Regions from separate parts of the Homo sapiens genome. Here all the other regions are linked to region 1. A link is a contact called in ENCODE Hi-C or POLR2A ChIA-PET data. All regions are on one chromosome and are shown on one strand. The core of a region is the stretch at or near the end of the contact, and the rest is flanking DNA. Distances in the headings are between cores, read along the strand shown. Region 1 overlaps LOC105374021 (a long non-coding RNA gene). Region 2 holds the start of CIP2A (cellular inhibitor of PP2A). Region 3 holds the start of TFG (trafficking from ER to golgi regulator). Region 4 holds the start of HHLA2 (HHLA2 member of B7 family). Region 5 holds the start of IFT57 (intraflagellar transport 57). Region 6 holds the start of BBX (BBX high mobility group box domain containing). Region 7 holds the start of SENP7 (SUMO specific peptidase 7).

Region 1 (2,648 bases), core at 62-2,561:
ATGATTAAATTTTATGAATTTAAATTAATTTTTTTAAAGTTGAGTTATAAGTTTTTGTATTCCAAAAGATTTTAAAATGTATTTACTTACAATCTTGTTATGTTGCTTTTCATTTTTTAAACATAAAAAGTGATTAATAATCATATAGAGAGAATAAAATTAAAATATGCCATCTCGAAATATAATTCTCTGGCATATTTTGAAATGGCTATTCAGAAGGACTGCAGACACAAGTATGGCTCTGGAAGCTATCCTTTGTGGGGGAGATTTGCATCTGTAGAGAAAACTTTCATTAGTAAAGTAAATAGCAAATGCAGAGGCTTTTTATTAAGGTATTCTTATCTGGATCTTGGAAAAATTAACTCACAAGAAAAGGAGATGAAAACGTTAACACTTACAAAGTCCTGACAGTGAAACTTTTACCAAAGACTACTGTCTACTCTGAGGGCTGCTACCTGCGAGGCTTCAACTGCATAAAAAGACAGCCTTTGTCACCAAGTCTTTTTTCCCCATCTCTCACCCATAACCTGTCACCATGCTCCAAGCCTCAATTTCTTTCTATAAAATATAAAAACTTTGTCATTTGGCTCTTCTTTCAATCTCATATTCATAGACCTCTCGTGTCCATGTGCACATTGATAAATCTGTATCCCTTTTCTCCTGTTAATCTGTCTATTGTCAATTCATTTCAGCAGACTCAGACTTCAACATTCGGGGGAAAATTTGAACTTCTCTACAGTTTTGGTATCTTTGGCAGGATTATAGCAAATCACTCTGCCCACACCCGAGGCTGCAGCCAGAAACCACGGAAACTGACAGACGCCAGCAAAAAGAAAGAAAAAGTTAAGAAATTTCTTACCAGTAATCCTCCTTGGGTTTCTGCCTTAGGACTAGTCAGGTGAGTGGTGAAACTCCATTTTCGTGTTTCCTTCTTTCTAAATTTAAAGGAGAGAAAATATTTTTAAAAGTTAGTTCTTTAAATTTGTGTCCCTTGTGGACTTGTTTTATACCTATTGATAATTAATCTTTAAACATCCAAAAATGGTCCTTGTTTTTCTTGTCTCTGTCCTTTGTGTGGTTTGGTATAAGGAGAAAAACCATAATAAGCTTCTCCTTTCATCTTGTTTTTGTGTCTTGAGAAACTTGGCTTTGTAATCCCCAAATTTATTTTCTGGTCTTCACTACCCAGGAGGGCATATTTGCCAGACATATACTAGGCTGGGAATCTGAAATGTCTGTTTTTCCAAATGTGTAGGTTCTCAAAAAAAAATTGCCTTTGTTATCTCAGCCTTCATTGCCTAACAATTAATGTCTTTGCTTTCTTCTTCTTCTTCTTCTTTTTTTTTTTTAGGTGGAATCCTACTCTGTCGCCAGGCTGGAGTATAGTGGTGTGATCTTGGCTCACTGCAACCTCTGCCTCCCAGGTTCAAGCGATTCCCCTGCCTCAGGCTCTGGAGTAGCAGCAGCTGGGACTACAGGTGCGTGCCACAGTGCCTGGCTAATTTTTTGTATTTTAGTAGAGACGGGGTTTCACCATGTTGGCCAGGATGGTCTCGATCTCCTGACCTCGTGATTCACCCACCTCGGCCTCCCAAAATGCTGGGATTACAGGCATGAGCCACTGTGCCCAGCCCAACTTTGCTTTCTTGAGCTATTGTAGCAGGACAAGCCGCAGACAAAACCCCTCAGACACCAAGTTGTAGAAGGAAGGGCTTTATTCAGCTGGGAGCATCGGCAAGCTACCATCTTAAAATCCGAGCTCCCCAAGTGCACAATTTCTGTCCCTTTTAAGGGCTTACAACACTAAAGATTTCACATGAAAGGGTCGTGACTGATTTGAGCAATCTAGGGGGTACATGACAGGGGCTTCATGCACCAGTAGTCAGAGTGAAACAGAACAGAGCAGAGAGTTTCACAATGTTCTTCCATACAATGTCTGGAATCTATGGATAACATCGGTTGCTAAGGCATGAGTTGATTTTTAGCTACTAGGCAGGCCCAGGCCTGGTTTCGGGTCTGGTTTTGGGTCTGGTGCCTGGTGCCGGGCTGCCTGCCTTTGGTTTCACTTCCTTGTTTCTTCTTAAAATAGGTACTGAGTATGAAACAATGTAAAACAATATGAGAAGGTCTCTCTCTTCCCTCACTATCTTTGGGAGGAGCTTTAAATATTGGGAGGAGTTGCGTGTACCCTTTTTGAAATGAAATTCTTGTGTTTATTGATTTTAAGCCATAAAAGGGCTTATTATAATAGTTTTGAGTCACAGATGAAGTAGGTACACATTTGGAGATTTGGAAACTATCTGTATGACTCTTGACATTCATTAATGATCCCTACATCCCCACCCCTTGTTACGGTAGGTAGCTAATCAGACATGAAGAGAGCAGGAAAGGGCTTCCCCAACTCCCTGACACACACACCAGGAATGTCAGGTGACCATCAGGTGATGATCAGGCAGTTGTTAACTGTCTCTCTAAAATAATAATTGTTCACAGTCAGTGCCAGGGAAAGGCAGTCTCCGAATAAACAGAAACACCTGAAACTGGTGATCAATAGCTTCCTGACAAGATGTCAGGATTTGGAGGAGTTGGCTCAATCATGCACATTAAGAAGCAAAATGGCAGAGTTTAACTGGTATATGACTTTCTAG
Region 2 (2,648 bases), core at 46-2,545, 4.1 Mb before region 1:
ACCTGGCTCTCTACTCTTTACCACTGCTGCATGTTACTGCATGGTGCCTCTCATTTATGTGGTGAATTTCAAAAGTACTATTTTGTATGTTTCCCTTACTAGACAGTTCCCTCGCAGCAGGGGATACTACTTCATCTCTGTTCCCTGACTGGCAGTTTCTAACCCATGTTACACGCTCTATAATTGTTTACGGAATGAATGAAAGCATAAATGAACACACAAGCTACCCAAAGATTTTTACATGAATGTCCCAACTGGTTAAATCATTTTTATCTTTCAGATTTAAACTTTTATAAAAAACAAAACCAAAACACCAAACCTGTCTTCAAAAATCTAGTAATTCAAAAAAATTCTTTTGAAGTGAAAAAACATGATTTCTGATAAACGATTTAATTAAATGGAAATGTACCCTATTCTTACAATTTCTACATCCTGGTTTTTAAAGCTTTATTCGACGTTAGGAAATATTAAGCAAAAAGCTCCAAAACCAGTAACTGACTCGCTTCATTACATACACATGCAATAATATTAAGCTATCTCCGATTTAAAAAACGCAAATAATAGTGCCATTTTCGTAGACATCGAGAATTATAAAACAATCAATCATGCCAGAGAGAAACAGACACCTTCACTTACAAAAACTGACGCTAACGAGTAACACCCTCCGGAGCAATACCTGGCCCAGGGTCAGCAGGAGGTAGTCTTCTCGAATAAATGTGACAAATACTTTGGTCAGGGCATGACTAATTTGCCACATAATGCCAATAGGTTGACTCTGAGAAACTACCATCCCCGGGCAGAAGGGGCGGGTGTAGGAGAGATTTAAAAACGAGGCCCCTCCCAGGCCGCCTCAAAATCTAGGGCCCAAGATTCTTCTCCTCAGAGCTCCTCACCGTGTCTAGACTAGGGGCAAGCGACCATTTCTCAGGTAGAGGATGACGCACAAACGAAAAACTGGCCATCCAACATGAAGGACGAGGAAGCGCACGAAATCAGAGCGCACAGCTGAGTGAGGAATCCCCCTTCTCCTAACCGATTCCTCTCCCGAGAAATCGCGAGATTTCTCGCCTTCACGGGATCTCAGGCCGAAACCTCGCGGCCTCTCAGACGAGGGTGGGTTAGCGGGGGCAGCTCCCAACCCCCGTCCTGGACCCACAAATCACCTCGACCCCTGGCCCACCCCGGCCGTCACCGAGAACGGTCCCCTAGGGTGCCTAGGGACTTCCGGAGCCCGACCGGATCCGGAAGCTTCTGAGAGCGAGGGGGTGGGGCCGAAAATCAAAAAAAGCGCGGCGAAAGCTAAAGGCCGGCGCACGCTGGGCGGTGGTGGTCCCTAAGCCGGGCCGCGGCCGGTGCAATGGACTCCACTGCCTGCTTGAAGTCCTTGCTCCTGACTGTCAGTCAGTACAAAGCCGTGAAGTCAGAGGCGAACGCCACTCAGCTTTTGCGGCACTTGGAGGTGAGAGGCTCTGGGGTAGAGGACAGATGGGGCTTCCCCTAGCAATTCTTATTTCACAGTGAGGCCGAGGAGTGGCGGCCCCAGCCTGGGAAAGAAAGGACAGTCCTTCGATCCCTCTGTTGTCTTTTCGTACTGGTAAAGGCTAGTGAGTGTCGGGGTTCCGCTGGCCGCAGCGAGAGGCAAGAGCGCTCACTGAAGGCTCTAGGAAAAGCGGGAGTGGGGCAAAAGGTTGGGAAGTTCAGGTTGTTTCGAGTAGGTAACGGAAAAAGCTCGGAACTTTATCTTTTCCTTTGCTTCTAGTTTTGGTTTTTCTACGAAACCAAGCCCTCAATACACAACTATTCTCAGTGACGGAAAGTCATGATTAAAACTTGGTTTTGCCCTTCGGTAATCTATAATTGAATTTGTTGCTTACTGCTCTTACTTGAACTCGGGTTGAACTCAAACTTGAAAAACATTATTTCAACATTAAGAAGCACTTCCCCTTCCTAGTAAGCGTAATCCTTTTTCTTTACCAAAATACATTGCTTACAGTTTTTTAATCTTAGAATGCTGAATTGCCTTTTTTTCTATTCTAGTGATATGTGTCCAGACGATTCCGTTTGTTTTAGGATCTTAATCTTCTGCTTTCATTTGTTTTGCATTTACGGAATTCAAACTAACATTGACCTCAGTTTAATTTTTTTAAAGCTCAATTAAGGCTTATTTTAACTCTCTGTGTCACAGCTTTCCTCTGTTAAGGTAGAATTGAACATAATTTTAAAATATATTGTATTATATTAACCCTATGATAAAAGACTAATGTGCCAAAAATTTGTAAAATATTACAGGAAAAAAATGATTTCCAGTAGTAGAGCAACAGCAGCTGTTAGTGAAGCTGCTGTTGTATTAAATGTGTCTGTCTTATCTTGAGCTTCACTGGTGCTCCTCTTTTCCCTACTTCAAGTGCCCATCTCCTAAGTACATTTGTTTTCTCTTTTTCATTCTTTATTTTAAGAAGTGCCTGCAAACCTAATAATTAAGGTGTTAGCTGTTAAATGCTTAAGGCTTTGCTTCTGAATTAGCATAGGCTCCAGAAGCCGCAGAATAAGCAGGGCAGTCCGTTTAATTTAAAAATCGGGAGTTAAGCATTTTGTATGCTATTCTGAAGCATTACCTTTCTTTGAATAAACAGGAAGGTTGTGCACTG
Region 3 (2,648 bases), core at 84-2,583, 3.8 Mb after region 1:
GTTCCTAGAACTGCCAGTAGGAGCCCTACGACAAGCTCTTCTCCCATCTTGTCCTTGCCCCGCCCCCTCTGAAGTCCAGAAATGACTCGGCTTCTAACTTGTATAATATAACCCTCTACCAGGTACACTTTTCTCAGCACTGGGAATAATCTGACACGCCCAAGGTCATATAAAAAGCCTGCCTCCTGAACCAGGTTCTAGGTTCGGCGGACAAACTTCTGGTTCTACTACCTCTAAGGGTAAGACCCTGCTCAATTTCAGAGGCTGTGGCTTAAGCACCTCCTGAGGGGAGCAGTTTCCTTCAAGAAATACTAAGCCAAGTCAACCTGTAATTATTCTAAAGAATGCCAAGAGGCCTCAAACCCTGCCTCAAAGGCAGTGCAGCAAGACGGTAAAGATTCTCACTACTAGCTATGTGATCTTAAGTCCTCCAAGGCTCACTTTCATCACATTCGAAATGAAAACAACCATATCTGAATTTGGAGGAATCCTTGTGATGATTAAATGAGACAGTGCATCCAAAATACTTACTGTAGTGTCCAGCAAAGCAAACTCTTAAAGTTAGCTAGAATCATCACTATAAACCAGGCTGGGCCTCCAGCCGGCGCTTGATTAAGCGCTGACTTAGCCAAGGAACTAGGCTCCGATTCTATGACCCCAATCAACTTATTCCCGTAGGCGCCACTCCACACCCTTCCGAGCTCCTTCGGGTATTGGGCGCCGGCCGCCCCAAACCTCCCAAAGCCCCTCTCCTCTCAATCCAAACGCTTGGAGGCAGGCTGCACCAAGGCATTAGCTGGCGCACTCCCCTCCCGGAGCCCCCCAGGCGCGCCTCCTGGCCACCGCAGCCAGGGGTTGCCTCTCTCCCCTCCCCCTCCGCGACCTCCCTTCCCCTCCCCCCATGCAAGGCCCCGCCCGCCCTCCCCCCCGGCCTCGTCCTCCCTCCCACCCCCTCCTCCCTCCCACCCCCTCCTCCCTCCAGCCCCTTCCCACAGTGCCTCCGACCCCAGCTGCCGCGCGGTTCGAACGAGGCCCTCCCAGCGCCTCCTAGTCTCCCGGCCTCCTCGGACAGAGCGCCCGCAACCCCCGTCTCCAGTGGCCATACCGGCTTGCGGAGGCCGCGGCCGCCGCCTCTCCGCAGGTCTCCGCTGAATGGGCGGACGCGAGGCCACTGGACTGGGGCGTCGCGGGGAGGCGGTGGTCACGGCCCCCTCGGTTGCCCTTCGCGACCGCCGCACCTCGCTCGCAGGCTCGCGCGGGCCCCGGCCAATCGCGCTGACCCAACAAGCCTAGCGAGAACTTGGGCTCTGTACGTGGCAGGTGGGGGAAGAACAGAGGCGGGAGCAAGAAAAAAAAAAATGTCCTTTCGCCCCTCCTTATTGCGCGTGGACATACCCAGGACGCATGCGCGACGGCGCGAGGCGCAGGGCTGGCTGGGTCCCGGCTGCCTAGGCCGAAGAGTCCCTGCTTTCTCACTGGATGACGGGATTTAGGAAGCGTGAGCTGCCCCGATGCACGCATGCGCGGGGCGTGACCACGCACTTCCGGTTTTCTCGAAAGCGGGTATTTCCGTTTCTCGCCAATGGGCGGGGCGTAGTGCGCTGTTCTAAACTTTTTGAGAGTTGGTTGCAGTAGACGTCTGTCCAACTTTAAGTGGTTTTTGTCGTTATTGTTGACCATTGTAGTAACAGCTGAAAAAGAAAAAACCTTTTCTTCTATAAATCCATTCATTCATTATTGGGAGCCTATGCTTTGCCAAGCCCGGTTCTAGGAATGGGGGTGAATCATTTTGTGAGCAAGGAGTTTCCAATTAAGCAGGGAAGACCTACAGCGTTTATGAGCAAGGAAAATCTGTAACTGTGTAAAGGACAAAAGCTGGGAAATTAAGGCTAAAGATTCCTGAGTGATTTTTAGAGGATAAGGCATTTGAGTGTGTCCTACGTACTCTTCCCTTCTCCCTTACCTGTTCAAATAGAAATACAGTATGAGTAAGTAGGAATTTATAGCCAAGGGGTGGAAGTCGGTCAGTGGATGGAAAATTACTAAGAGGAAATATCAGGGGCAAGGGAGATTCTGGCTAAACCAACACAACAGGATTCTAGACGAAGATAGGCCAGGATAGCAGACATCACCTGGGGGTGGTGGAGGATGAGGAACCCCATCAAGGGTGAGGGATTCTCACTACACTGCCTTAACAAGGTTCTTTGCTGAAACTGAGTTTTACAAGAAGATGCACAGATGGTCCTAGGAGAAGGCCCAGGAGCCCGAAGTTTGGCCAAACGGAGAATGTTTGTCACTTCTAAGGTGGAGACTAAGCTGATAAATAAAGCATTTAGACCCTACCTGGTCTCCAGTTGTTTACCAGTTATAAAAGAAAAACTTAAGCTGAATTAAATTTAAAGGAGTTTAATTGAGCAGTGAACGATTTCACGAATTGGGCAGCCCCCAGAATCACAGCAGATTAAGAGACTCCAGCAGAGCCACGTGGTGGAAGATTTATAGACAAAAAAAGGGAAATGAGGTACAGAAATTGGCAGTGAAGTACAGAAACAGCTGGATTGGTTACAGGTTGGCGTTGGCCTTATTTGAACACTTAGCAGTCTATGAGTGATTGAAGTGTGGCGGCTGGAATTGGCCAAGACTCGCTT
Region 4 (2,648 bases), core at 93-2,592, 3.8 Mb before region 1:
CCTACACCGGTCACTGACCAGAGCAAGGAGAAGCCACCCAGAATCACTGGTTAATGATCAAAATATTAAGCTATGGTCTATTTTAAGCACCTGGAGGAAAACTCAACACAGGAATTGGTTTCTTTCCCAGCTCAGGCCAACTGATAGAACATGCTGGTGGGCCACACGCCAAAAGTAGGCAGAGCCTTCATTCATGGATTTATTTAAGAGCCACCAAACTTTCAGGCTACTCAATATGATTATATAGGAAATCATTTGTCTTTTACATCTATATTCTGAAATAATAATATTTATTAAACACTTTCTACATACCAGGCACTTTGCTAAGCACTTTAATAAATTTCATTTAATCTTCACAGCAATACTAGTCTACCCCCATTTTACAGATTAGGAAACTGGCTCTGAGAAAAATATACAACTGGTTAATGATGAAGCAGGTAAATGCACCAAGGATTACTTGACTCTAGAGACTATGATCTTGACCACTACACTTTATTGCATCTTTTGATTAAAATATGCTTATAATGGGATATGACACCAATTTGCCATTCTGGACAGAAATTATTTCCTCCAAGTTTCTAGGAAATGGGAAGCTCAAGTTTGTTTTGTCAGGTACCAGTAACACAAAAAAACCTAAATTACCTGTTCATATTTTTTTCTATTATCCAAAGTCCCAAACAATAGAAACCCAATGAGAATTGAATCTTAACTTTTTGAATCTTGTTTTAGTTATTAAAAAATGACATAAACTTAATGATTCTTCCCTGAGACAGTGGAAATATCTAGGAGACTTCTAAGTTTCTTGTATTAGAATTCAAAGATCACGATTCTTCTGCTAGATAACCACTACTACGGTCCTTTTGTTTCCACCACAGAATGGAACGCAGTGCATCTTGGAGCAGCTAATAAAACTCTGTAGTGTAACTAGATGAACAATTACAAGTAAGAATACACTCTTAGAGATTTTTTTAAAGTTCGCAGATAATTTTCAAAACAAACATTGCTCATCCCTCTTTCACTGTCTTACCAGAATGTTAGGTATTTTCCTCATTTTTGCTAAGTTCTTTTATTTGAAATATATCAGCATGTTCCTTCAAGACAACCTTTTACTAAGTATTTGTTTGGTGCATATGCACAATACATAGTATATGCACTAAATCAATTTAAAAGATCAGTCACTAATTTTTTCCTAACGGGAAAATAAAGTGTCAACTAAAAACCACCCATATTTGATTTATTCATGCCCACTTTTAAGTTCTAGGTATAAACAACTTAGAAAGAAATCCTTACCTTACTTAGAAATTCATACCGTCTAGTCAAATGCTAAGTAGTCCATAAGAATAAACATTGAATTCAGCTATGAGTTTCTCAGAGAGTAAAGTCCAAGGTACGTTTGATTTGCTACCTATGACAGACCAAGGAAATCACATCATCACCAAGGACTCCCTCCTTCAAACTAAGCCCCACCCAGATCTGAGTCAGTACAGATCTGAAAAGTCCAGGAATTAGAAGATGCAGTTTCAGACAACATATTGAAACAGCTAAGCATTGAGCTGTGGGAGCAGTGGACTCTGGTTTCCATGCTATGGTGTCAGCTTCACCATCAACATGATACAGGCAACCTCCTGAGGTTGGACTGCCTGTGACCTGTCTAGCTTGCTGCAGAGTTGTAAAGAAAATTGTGTAGCTGGTTGCAGTGGGTGCCAATAGTTCTGTGAGAAAGAACCATAACCCTACACAAAGTTCATCTGCACCTACAATTCCCATTACAGTTCTGGTCGCTAGAACACCCAAGCTTAAACTCAACTTCAGAGAAATAAAGACCTCTCTGAATTCCACATGGAAAGTTGGGCAGTGCCCAGCCTCTATGCTGTCATATCATTTAATCTCTCTCTCCCTCAGTGTCACATGCATGGCATGCATGCACATACAACAGATGCTAAGAGTCATGCTTTACTCACTATTGTATCCCAAACAACTACCACTTACTTACTAGCACATAGTAGCTGGTCAATATCTGTTTGCTGAGTGCATGGGAGCAAAAGTTACAAAGTGAACAAAAATTACCTTAGGAGGACAATAAACAGGACCCTTCTGTCTGGAACAAAGGATGCCATCCAAGCCTTGGCACAGCACACAAATCCCCTGATCATATAATCATAGGGCCCTGTCTAGCTTTATAGCCTTTCGGCATTACTCACCACATCAACGTTAACCTCCTGCCACACATGCACACTCAGGGGAGAGGGCAAAGTACATTTGGGGAACTCCCCCTCCTCTTCCCCATCTCTTCCTTGACTTCCTTCTTCTCTAGTCAGAGTCATCCATAGTGAGCCTTCTGCTGCCCACTGGAAACTGGGTTGAAAGCGCCAGGGCTCTTCCTAGAATCCCCAAAGTCACCCACGCCAACGTTTTCTTTTTTGTTTGTTTTTGTTTTTCGTTTTTTTTTTTTTTTTTTTTTTTGAGACAGAGTCTCTTTCTGTCGCCCAGGCTGGAGTGCAGTGGCACGATCTCGGCTAACTGCAAGCTCTGTCTCCCAGGTTCACGCCATTCTCCTGCCTCAGCCTCCCGAGTAGCTGGGACTTTCAACCCAGTTTCCAGTGGGCAGCAGAAGGCTCACTATGGATGACTCTGACTAGAGAAGAAGG
Region 5 (2,648 bases), core at 74-2,573, 3.7 Mb before region 1:
AGTGGGCTGCCCTTCAGGTTATTCTCTACATAAGTCTGTAATTTTATGTACTTCCTTTCTTTAATGAAAAAATGGTATTTGCCCTTCTGACTTTTCACTTTGATAACCTTATTAGTATCAGAAACAAGTTAGCTGTAGACGGATTACAATGAAAAGTGTTCTCATTTTTTCTAATAAAAACAGGATATTGTAGATACATTTCAAATTTCAGTTGTCCAAAAATGTAGCCCTTCTATATTTTGTAGTGGCAGATACAAGAGATCAGAGAGCCCTTAAAAGTCACGTTATAAACATGAACATATGTTCAATCTCTTGTACTAAGTTTTCTTCCCAAAAACTGCCAGGCATCCACCACTTACCTCATTTTTTGCAACTGTTAAGAAAATTGCCTAATACAGAAGCCTTTTGAAAACTGTAAAGCTGGGCCATTTCTGTGGTCAGTTATGTACCTTTTCTTAAATTTTCTAGGTCAATAACTGCAGAATACAGTAGTAACACCCTATCTTTAGCCACCCTTAGAGCTTTAGGGCAGGGAAATTCCTTTTAAGACCATCTCTATTCTGTTGGATTTAACGAAGTACCCAAACACTTTATACTACATGTAATGGGTTTGAAACAGATTAAGCAGCAGGATGGAAGCTTAGTATTCTTGTTTTTGAAGTAAAACAAATCCTTCCAAATGCCTCCTTTTGTTCATTGTCTTCCTCATCCTTCCAACCACTTTCCTAGCACTGGAGTAACAGCCAGGCAACGTAATACAGTACTTCAAGCTTTACAATATACTGTTAAGTGCAGCATTGCCTAGTGAGAGAAAGATAAAATTAAAGAAAGAACGAGAGAAACCTCTCGTTGGAAAGTTCCTGCAGTAAAAGTGAAACCTATGGTATTGACTATCTTTACAACTATGAAAAACTTTTCAATTCTGAGAAAATAAAGGTATCAGTGAGCCAGTGCAGCCTTCAGTGCTACACGTCTTCACCTCCCTTTAATCTTTTTAACAGCTACTAGCTGACCCAGATGCCCGCTTAATTGCTTTTAGCAACCACCAGGTCCAACACACCTCAAGCCAGCTCAAGACTCACTAGGCAAGCGGAGCAGAAACGTAAGCCGGCTCCCTTCAGACTTTCAGCGAGGGAGAAGACGCAGCCGGCAGTGGGGCGCGAACGCCACGCCTCCATGAGGGGCGGGGCTGCTTCCCGACCACCATTTCCACAGAGGCAGGGCAAGAAGAGGGCCACAGGTGACGTCATTCAGGAAAGCCGCCCTGATTGGAGGGAAGGAGGCGGAGTCTAGTTTCCCTGGTGACGGATTGTCCGGTGGTCGCCTGGTAACCGGTCGTGGCTGTACTGGCGGCGGCAGGGCTGGCGGCTTAGGCCGCAGAGGTCTGTGGGCCTGAGCCCACGCTGGACTCTGTCCGTTCTGCGATGACTGCTGCTCTGGCCGTCGTCACGACGTCGGGTTTGGAAGATGGGGTGCCTAGGTCCCGTGGCGAAGGGACCGGGGAAGTGGTCTTGGAGCGGGGGCCCGGCGCGGCCTACCACATGTTCGTGGTGATGGAGGACTTGGTGGAGAAGCTGAAGCTGCTCCGCTACGAGGAGGAGTTCCTCCGGAAGAGCAACCTGAAGGCCCCGTCCAGGTGGGTGCCGGCGTCCCCGAGCGCCCGGGTGCCTGCTAGCCCCCAGGGAGATGCCCTCCTTGGTCCTGCTGGGAACCAGTTTCGTGAGAGCGGGTTAGCAATTCCTTGCCTCCGTCTTCCTAGCCAGGGAAGGGCACTTCACCCCAAACTCCCGGGAGGTCCGTGGAGCTCACGCAGCCCTGACTTGGTATTTTTGTAGAGAGAATAAATAAGTTTTGGAACGGCAGAAAGGATCGGAAGACAGCTTGCCTGTTTTTTTCCAACACACACGCATTACCAGAAAACACAAACTATATTTTCTGATTGTAAAGATGAAACAAATACTCATTGAAGAAAACTCAGAAAAACACAAGTAAATGTCTAGAAAAATTATAAGACCGTCCAAAATTCGCCTCCAGAGAGGAATGCCATTATCACTTAAGGCTTTTTTTCTAGTTTGGGGTTTTTTGTTGTTGTTTAAGACCCTGTTCATACAACTGGGGACCGTGGGTACTTAGGATCCTGTTAAGGAGCACTTTAAATGCGGTTAGTAAACTTGTTAACTACTTGCTATGGTTTAAAAGACTTCTGCCTTTGTAATAACCATACTCTCAGAAACTGAAAAGTGGAAAAGACGAATGACAACTATTGAATTGTCCCCCTATCATAGAACCTAAAGTTTTACCCTTGTTCCGGTGGGGGAAAAGTCCAACATATCCTGAAAGCAATGCCATTACTTGCTGAGGGTAGTGGTCAGCTAGGACCTTCTCCTCAAATCACTGTAGCTTAGCAGTAGCCAGATAAATCAGTTTTATAGCTTTTCTTTCACTTTAATACTTACATTTGTATATTTTATTCCATAAAAGGCAATCAGTATTAAGAATCTATAGTACTTAATGTCTACAGCCAGGCTCAAATAATTTCCCTTGATAGTTTTAATCTCATTCCACTGCTGTCTTCCAATAACTTGAATTGAAAGATATGTAGGCTTGATATAAACTGTTCATATTAAATTAGTCCATGGTCGGAGAAA
Region 6 (2,648 bases), core at 79-2,578, 3.0 Mb before region 1:
GGGCTAGGGAGCTCTTTCTAGAGGCATCGACCCCATCCCCGGATAAAGGATCTGCAAGTTTTCTGTCATCGCGACCAGGCAAAGCCGTAACTTACCTTCAGAAATAAGACTTTAAACGGCCAAGGCCTTCCTCCTCCCCTCCACCACCACCCTCAGCCTCGCTCTCTCCACCTTAAACTTATTGACACAACATAATCCCACATTCAAGCAAAATCCTGACACAGCCTCCCTCCTCCTCTTCCCCCTCCTCTCTTCCCTCCCGTTCTCTCTCTCCCTCTCTCTCTGTCTCCCTCTCTCCCCCCCCTTCCCTCCCTCTTCTCTCTCCCCTTCTCCCTCGCCCTCTTCCCCCTCTCCCCCTATTCTTCCTCCAGGCTACTCTGGCACTAAAACAGCACTTTCTCTACTCGCCGCGCATTTGGGTAGGGGTGGGGGGTGAGAGGGCACTGATCTGCGGGGCCGGAACACCCAAATCCCAACTCTCCAGATGAACGAGCAACTGGGCTGCTGTTCCCGGTCACCAACGCAGACGAAACGTTCAATAAATCCACCGAAGGCTGGCTCCTCGTACCTTCCTCCACTGCCCCTGCTCCCCAGGCCCCACCTCCCCGGCAGCCGAGACCAGGCAGGGCTCCACGTACTTTCGCCGAGATGAAGTTTGGGGCTCCCCGGGCGGCCACGAGCCGCCCGCCGGCGTGAGGGCTCTGTTGTTGTTTTCCTGGGGCCGCTCCAGCCCGCGCCCCGGCGCCCGTGCCCCTCTCAGGCGGCGCTGCCTGTGTGCCGAGAGGTGCTGGTTGCAAACGCAGCCTGGCACCGGCTGGCCTACTACTCCCCAGCCCGGCCCCCAGCCTCCCGCTCGCAGGGCACTGCCTCAGCGCCCCCCGCCCCCCGGCCCCAGCCGGCGCGGCCGCCGCGACCCTCGCCCCCGACCTCTCCCGACCCAAAGTTTTGGCGGAGGGGGAAAGTGCCCAGGGAGCGGGCCGGCTGGCGGCGGCTCCGGACGCGCGGGGTTCCCTCCGTCTTCCTCAAGTCCACCCTACCGGCTGCCGCCGCCGCCGCCGCCGCCGCCGCCGCTGCTCCTGCCGCGGAGTCCTTGGGGCTGCAGCCCGGCGGCTCGCAAGTGAGTAGGAAAACAGAAAGTGAGGGGAGTGCGCCCAGGGAGGGCTGGGGATGGGGGGCGCCTACCTCGCGGGCTCGCCGGGCGTGAGGGCGTGTGTGTAGCTAGCCCTCAGCGGCCAGTCAGGGTTTCTCTATGGGAAAGTGGAGAGAAGCTCGCGGAGCCGCTCTGCCTCCGCTTCACTGTACACTGCTCCACATACAGTACATGCAACCCGGAGAGACTGAAAACACTCATTTTATATAAGGCAGCCTGCCATTGGCCCGCGCAGTGACGGACAGGCCGCGCAGCCAAACAAGAGGCCCGTTACACCCAAACACACGCACACATACACACATTTTACAGAGACACACAAAGATCATCACATTTTCTATTTTCTAATGTTCGGGACCTGTAGACAGTAGGAGAGGACAGGTAAAGAGGCCCAGCAGAGTGGGGTAAAGGGGAAAACCCCTGTCTGCACCAAGTTGCAAGGCTTGAAACTGGTGTCCTTTTGACTTGGGAGGGTTATGGTAATAAACTACAACTCCACTGGATATGGAAGTGAGGGGGGTTTTTCATCGCTGCCTTTTGGTGCCCCATGGAAGAGGCCTGCATTGTGTTACGATTTTACAGCCTGACCCGGCTAACAAGTGGCCAAGAAAGGCTTTTATCACCTTGGATTTCTTTTGTCAATGGGTTAGCTATCACATAGGCCAAAATAGTGCAAGATAAGTTTATCAGGACTCTAATGCATTGAGGTTGTTAGTGCCTCATTCGTAGGTAGATTCAAAAAAATCAATATAACAACACACAAAGATAAACATTTTGCTGAAATAGCCAAACAACTTTTAACTGGTCAGTGGACTGCCATCACCTGTGTGGACATGCAAACTGTGCTGTTAGGTAAAATAAGTCATGGAAGATTGGCTATTGACCCTTAGCCTTCAAAACAGACCTTTGATTCAATATATACATGATTTATATTTTGCATATTATATATAAAAATATATGACTCTTTACATATTTCACATCTCATGTGAACATCATATGTTGCATGACTTTTGGAGATGATGAACCTCAGGACTGGTCTTTCTGATTGTTTTTCAACAATGCAACTTCAGAAGATTATATGAGACAGTTCAATACACATAAGTCAACAGGTTGGTGGAAAGAAGTCAAAGCTGGAAATTAGAAGGAATAAATTGTAGATTAAACTCTTTAACCAGCTGAGCAATCTTGAGCAAGTTACTTAACCTCTCCAATGCTCAGACTTGGTTTTGATTTTTAAGATTAAAATAAGAAGCTTTTCCAGATTCCCTCAATTAAATGTTTATTCAGCATCTACTATGTGTCAGGCATTATCTTAGGCCTAGATGTTTTCTTAGGGTTCCTTCCGTTTTAAGAGTTGGTGAATTATTCTCAAATACAAACATTTTGGAGATTACATAAACACTACGATTTTATGGCCTAGGTAAGTAGCTTTAAAACTTAAAGAAAACCCAACTAGGGCAACTTATTTCAGTTCCCCTTTTATTTCCTTGATGCTGTCTTA
Region 7 (2,648 bases), core at 56-2,555, 3.0 Mb after region 1:
TTGTGCCACTGCACTCCAGCCTGGGCGACAGAGCGAGACTCCGTCTCAAAAAAAAAAAAAAGTTAATTTGTGAGGAAACTGAAAATTCAATTATTTTTCAGAAAGCAATGTTTTTGTTAAACAGAAATTAACCAAATAAAACGAAATCCTTACAGTAAACTTCAATCCCAGCAAGACTTAAAGTATTTCTGCTTTGCAGTCATTCCTGCCATGTAGAACACTTCCCCAGGCCCAACACCCCACAACACCTGGGGCCTTACCTCTACCTGGGGACTGACCACATTATAATTAAGAAGGCTTAACTCACGATGAAGGGGACTGCTCTAGTGGACGAGTTGGGCCGATCCCTTTATTGACTCCGTTAGGATGGGAGATGGGGGTTGGAGGGATAGGCGTTAGGGGTATAAAGGGGCCAGCTTGGGAATCAAACCCTACTTCCAGAGTCCCTTCGGGCTTTGAACATGCCAGAAACATTTTCCCTGCTTAGAGCACTGTGCTGAATTTTGTTAAACTTGTGATTAAATCGTCATGAAAGCTTACACGTGCATTTAAAAATTATTCAGATATGCACCATTAGGGATAATCAGGCTAATAGTACCAGACCTTGAGTTCATTGAGGACTGGATTAGTCCCTTAAGTATCGTGGTAAATGTTAATTGAACAAATTCCAAGTTTATAGCCACCCACTTTCTGTCATATCAGCATTTCAGTTATTGAAAAATTAAGTTCTAGCTTTTCTTTTAAGGAACTTTAAAAATCACAAGTTCGAATTTTAAAAAGGAATCCTAAGACATTTTTCCTCGTCTGCTGACATATTTCCACAGCAAATGCTAAACTAATAGCTAGGCTATTATTAGGTGATTTTGCCATCTTAAAATCTTTTGGTTTCTGAGTTCGAGGAAAGGCGTTGGGGGCAAATATGTAAGAGAGGCTGTGAGGGATGTAATACTGCAAACGCTAACGTTTTGTTTTCATAGTTGTTTGGCCACCTCGCGAGATCCAGTGAACCGGAGGAGTTCCTGTTTTTCCCTTTTAATTTTTGTCAATCTAATCTTCAAAGTCAACAAAGCTAAAATCGAGCACCCAGGTGGTTCACCTCCCCAGAGGGGCTCAGATCATGAAATAAACGCCACCAAAAAAACGCTGGAAGAGGCAGCCCACAGTGAAAAGTCCCAGGAAGTGATTTCCGGTCGAAGGTGGGAGGGGCGGCTGATTTCCGGTCGAAGGGCAGGCGACGGCTCTTGCGCAAGCGCGCTTCGCACTTTGCGGGCTTTTTTTTTTTTTTTTTTTTTTTTTTTTTTTTCCTTTCCCCTCCCCCTCCCTCTCCAAGCCGGAGGGGTCCTGAGGTGACAGCGCCTGCAACTGAAATTTCAGCAGCGGGAGAAGATGGACAAGAGAAAGCTCGGGCGACGGCCATCTTCATCCGGTGAGAAAGGGTCAGAGAAGGGCTGAACATATTGTCTCCTACCCGGGGGAAACGGGAGGCGCAGGCGGCAGCTGGGGTTGCGGCCCGAAGCCGCGGGGGCGAGGGCGGGGGCGGGGAGAGGAAGGGGCGCGCACAATGGAAGGCTCCCGGGTCGCCCCCGCCCCTGGAGTCGAAGACCCGGTCCGAGCTGTCATCGAAGCCTCGGGCGCTCTTCACCTCAAAACCCCTTTTATTTTTTCCCTCCTCCCGCGAACACCCTCCTTGCGTCTCATCGGCCCATGGATCTTCCCGGTTGGCTTGTCACTCTCTGCCACGCCTTCCTCGTAATTCCACCAATGTTCCAATTTCATTTCGGCTTCTCAGCGCCTGACCCCACTTTCCTCTCTTCCTTTGATTCTCGACTTTGCGTCCCTTCCCCTCTCCCTCCTCTTTCCCTCAGCAGGTAGCTGCTGCTGGGGAGGAAAGGTGGGGCTTGCGACCGGAGACTCCTTTTCTTTGATACAATGCCTCTCCGGGTCTCGTTCTGCTGAACAGGCCCGCCTAATAGCCTTTTTCTTTTCCAGCCTACCCTGCGTCTTCCAAAAGTGATTGGAAAGTCAAACAAAGGATTTGAAGCCGTGCTTTCGTTGTGTTTTTATTTTCAGCATATTTTTTGTTTTGGACGTTACTTTGTTTTAAATGACTATCTTCAGTTTTGTGTACAACGTCTTGGAAACAAGAAAGTGGAGTTATAAAAACGTGAGGTAGAGCTCCTCCCAGTTGAGAAGTTTTTATCAAACATTTCATCCATTAGGGGGTCCTCAAGTCCTTGTGTTAAGTCCTATGGATGGTAGGAGGAGAGGACGAGGACTCATATGCTTACAGTCCAGTACACAAACGAACGCCCAATGAATCAATTATTTCATTTCATTTTTCTGTTTCTGATGGTACCGTTGGTTTCTGCAGAGACAGTTAACAATTACAGATTTATTGGCCGGGCGCGGTGGCTCACGCCTGTAATGCCAACACCTTGGGAGGCCGAGGCGGTCGGATCACAAAGTCAGGAGATCGAGACCATCCTGGCTAACATTGTGAAACCCCGTCTCTACTAAAAAATGCAAAAAATTAGCCGGGCGTGGTGGCGGGCGCCTGTAGTCCCAGCTACTCAGGAGGCTGAGGCAGGAGAATGGCGTGAACCCGGGAGGCGGAGCTTGCAGTGAGCCGAGATCGCACCACTGCACTC

The links. A loop is a pair of places that touch in the nucleus more often than their neighbours do. ChIA-PET counts read pairs that join two places held with the same protein, here RNA polymerase II (POLR2A). Pooled maps may share reads with other maps.
Region 2: a map with no recorded cell type shows a loop between it and region 1 (11-fold over the local background). The contact joins the promoter of CIP2A here to the enhancer-like site in region 1. A Hi-C loop is called at or near these places in 1 of 37 single-sample maps with no recorded cell type and 3 of 50 pooled maps. POLR2A ChIA-PET finds 5 or more read pairs at or near these places in 1 of 52 experiments (OCI-LY7).
Region 3: a pooled map shows a loop between it and region 1 (6-fold over the local background). The contact joins the promoter of TFG here to the enhancer-like site in region 1. A Hi-C loop is called at or near these places in 1 of 168 maps with a recorded cell type or tissue (OCI-LY7), 1 of 37 single-sample maps with no recorded cell type and 2 of 50 pooled maps.
Region 4: a map with no recorded cell type shows a loop between it and region 1 (17-fold over the local background). The contact joins the promoter of HHLA2 here to the enhancer-like site in region 1. A Hi-C loop is called at or near these places in 2 of 37 single-sample maps with no recorded cell type and 2 of 50 pooled maps.
Region 5: a loop to region 1 is called in a pooled map, with 6 times the contacts of the local background. The contact joins the promoter of IFT57 here to the enhancer-like site in region 1. A Hi-C loop is called at or near these places in 1 of 37 single-sample maps with no recorded cell type and 2 of 50 pooled maps. POLR2A ChIA-PET finds 5 or more read pairs at or near these places in 1 of 52 experiments (OCI-LY7).
Region 6: a loop to region 1 is called in a map of OCI-LY7, with 17 times the contacts of the local background. The contact joins the promoter of BBX here to the enhancer-like site in region 1. A Hi-C loop is called at or near these places in 1 of 168 maps with a recorded cell type or tissue (OCI-LY7), 7 of 37 single-sample maps with no recorded cell type and 6 of 50 pooled maps.
Region 7: a map with no recorded cell type shows a loop between it and region 1 (12-fold over the local background). The contact joins the promoter of SENP7 here to the enhancer-like site in region 1. A Hi-C loop is called at or near these places in 3 of 37 single-sample maps with no recorded cell type and 3 of 50 pooled maps.

What each region holds. Positions count from the first base shown.
Region 1 is chr3:104,521,499-104,524,146 of GRCh38, reverse strand. It overlaps LOC105374021 (a long non-coding RNA gene), which reads left to right. Exons shown (of 6, transcript XR_007096271.1): 4 at 758-898; 5 at 1,352-1,478. Among named protein-coding and RNA genes, the nearest start is that of ALCAM, 840 kb to the left of the region's middle. RefSeq lists enhancers at 387-1,586, 2,083-2,362. Within about 2 kb of position 1,311, at least 5 of the 41 ENCODE cell types and tissues checked have a DNase peak (open chromatin) inside an H3K27ac peak, as active enhancers do; they include OCI-LY7, where a contact is called at or near this core.
Region 2 is chr3:108,588,085-108,590,732 of GRCh38, reverse strand. CIP2A (cellular inhibitor of PP2A) reads left to right here and starts at 1,295. Exons shown (of 21, transcript NM_020890.3): 1 at 1,295-1,459. The coding sequence starts at 1,358. It overlaps DZIP3 (DAZ interacting zinc finger protein 3), which reads right to left and starts at 1,011. Exons shown (of 33, transcript NM_014648.4): 1 at 894-1,011. RefSeq lists an enhancer at 817-1,096.
Region 3 is chr3:100,708,179-100,710,826 of GRCh38, reverse strand. It overlaps TFG (trafficking from ER to golgi regulator), which reads right to left and starts at 1,333. Exons shown (of 8, transcript NM_006070.6): 1 at 1,106-1,333. RefSeq lists enhancers at 1-873, 874-1,765 and a silencer at 1,007-1,236.
Region 4 is chr3:108,295,242-108,297,889 of GRCh38, reverse strand. HHLA2 (HHLA2 member of B7 family) reads right to left here and starts at 1,342. Exons shown (of 10, transcript NM_001282556.2): 1 at 1,291-1,342.
Region 5 is chr3:108,221,099-108,223,746 of GRCh38, reverse strand. It overlaps IFT57 (intraflagellar transport 57), which reads left to right and starts at 1,323. Exons shown (of 11, transcript NM_018010.4): 1 at 1,323-1,636. The coding sequence starts at 1,425. It overlaps LOC124909405 (a long non-coding RNA gene), which reads right to left and starts at 1,142. Exons shown (of 2, transcript XR_007095999.1): 1 at 1,061-1,142; 2 at 1-801. RefSeq lists a silencer at 1,116-1,409 and an enhancer at 1,345-1,604.
Region 6 is chr3:107,521,642-107,524,289 of GRCh38, reverse strand. It overlaps BBX (BBX high mobility group box domain containing), which reads right to left and starts at 1,328. Exons shown (of 18, transcript NM_001142568.3): 1 at 1,183-1,328. RefSeq lists silencers at 652-721, 832-921, 952-1,261 and an enhancer at 1,662-1,711.
Region 7 is chr3:101,511,869-101,514,516 of GRCh38, reverse strand. It overlaps SENP7 (SUMO specific peptidase 7), which reads left to right and starts at 1,305. Exons shown (of 24, transcript NM_020654.5): 1 at 1,305-1,426. The coding sequence starts at 1,387.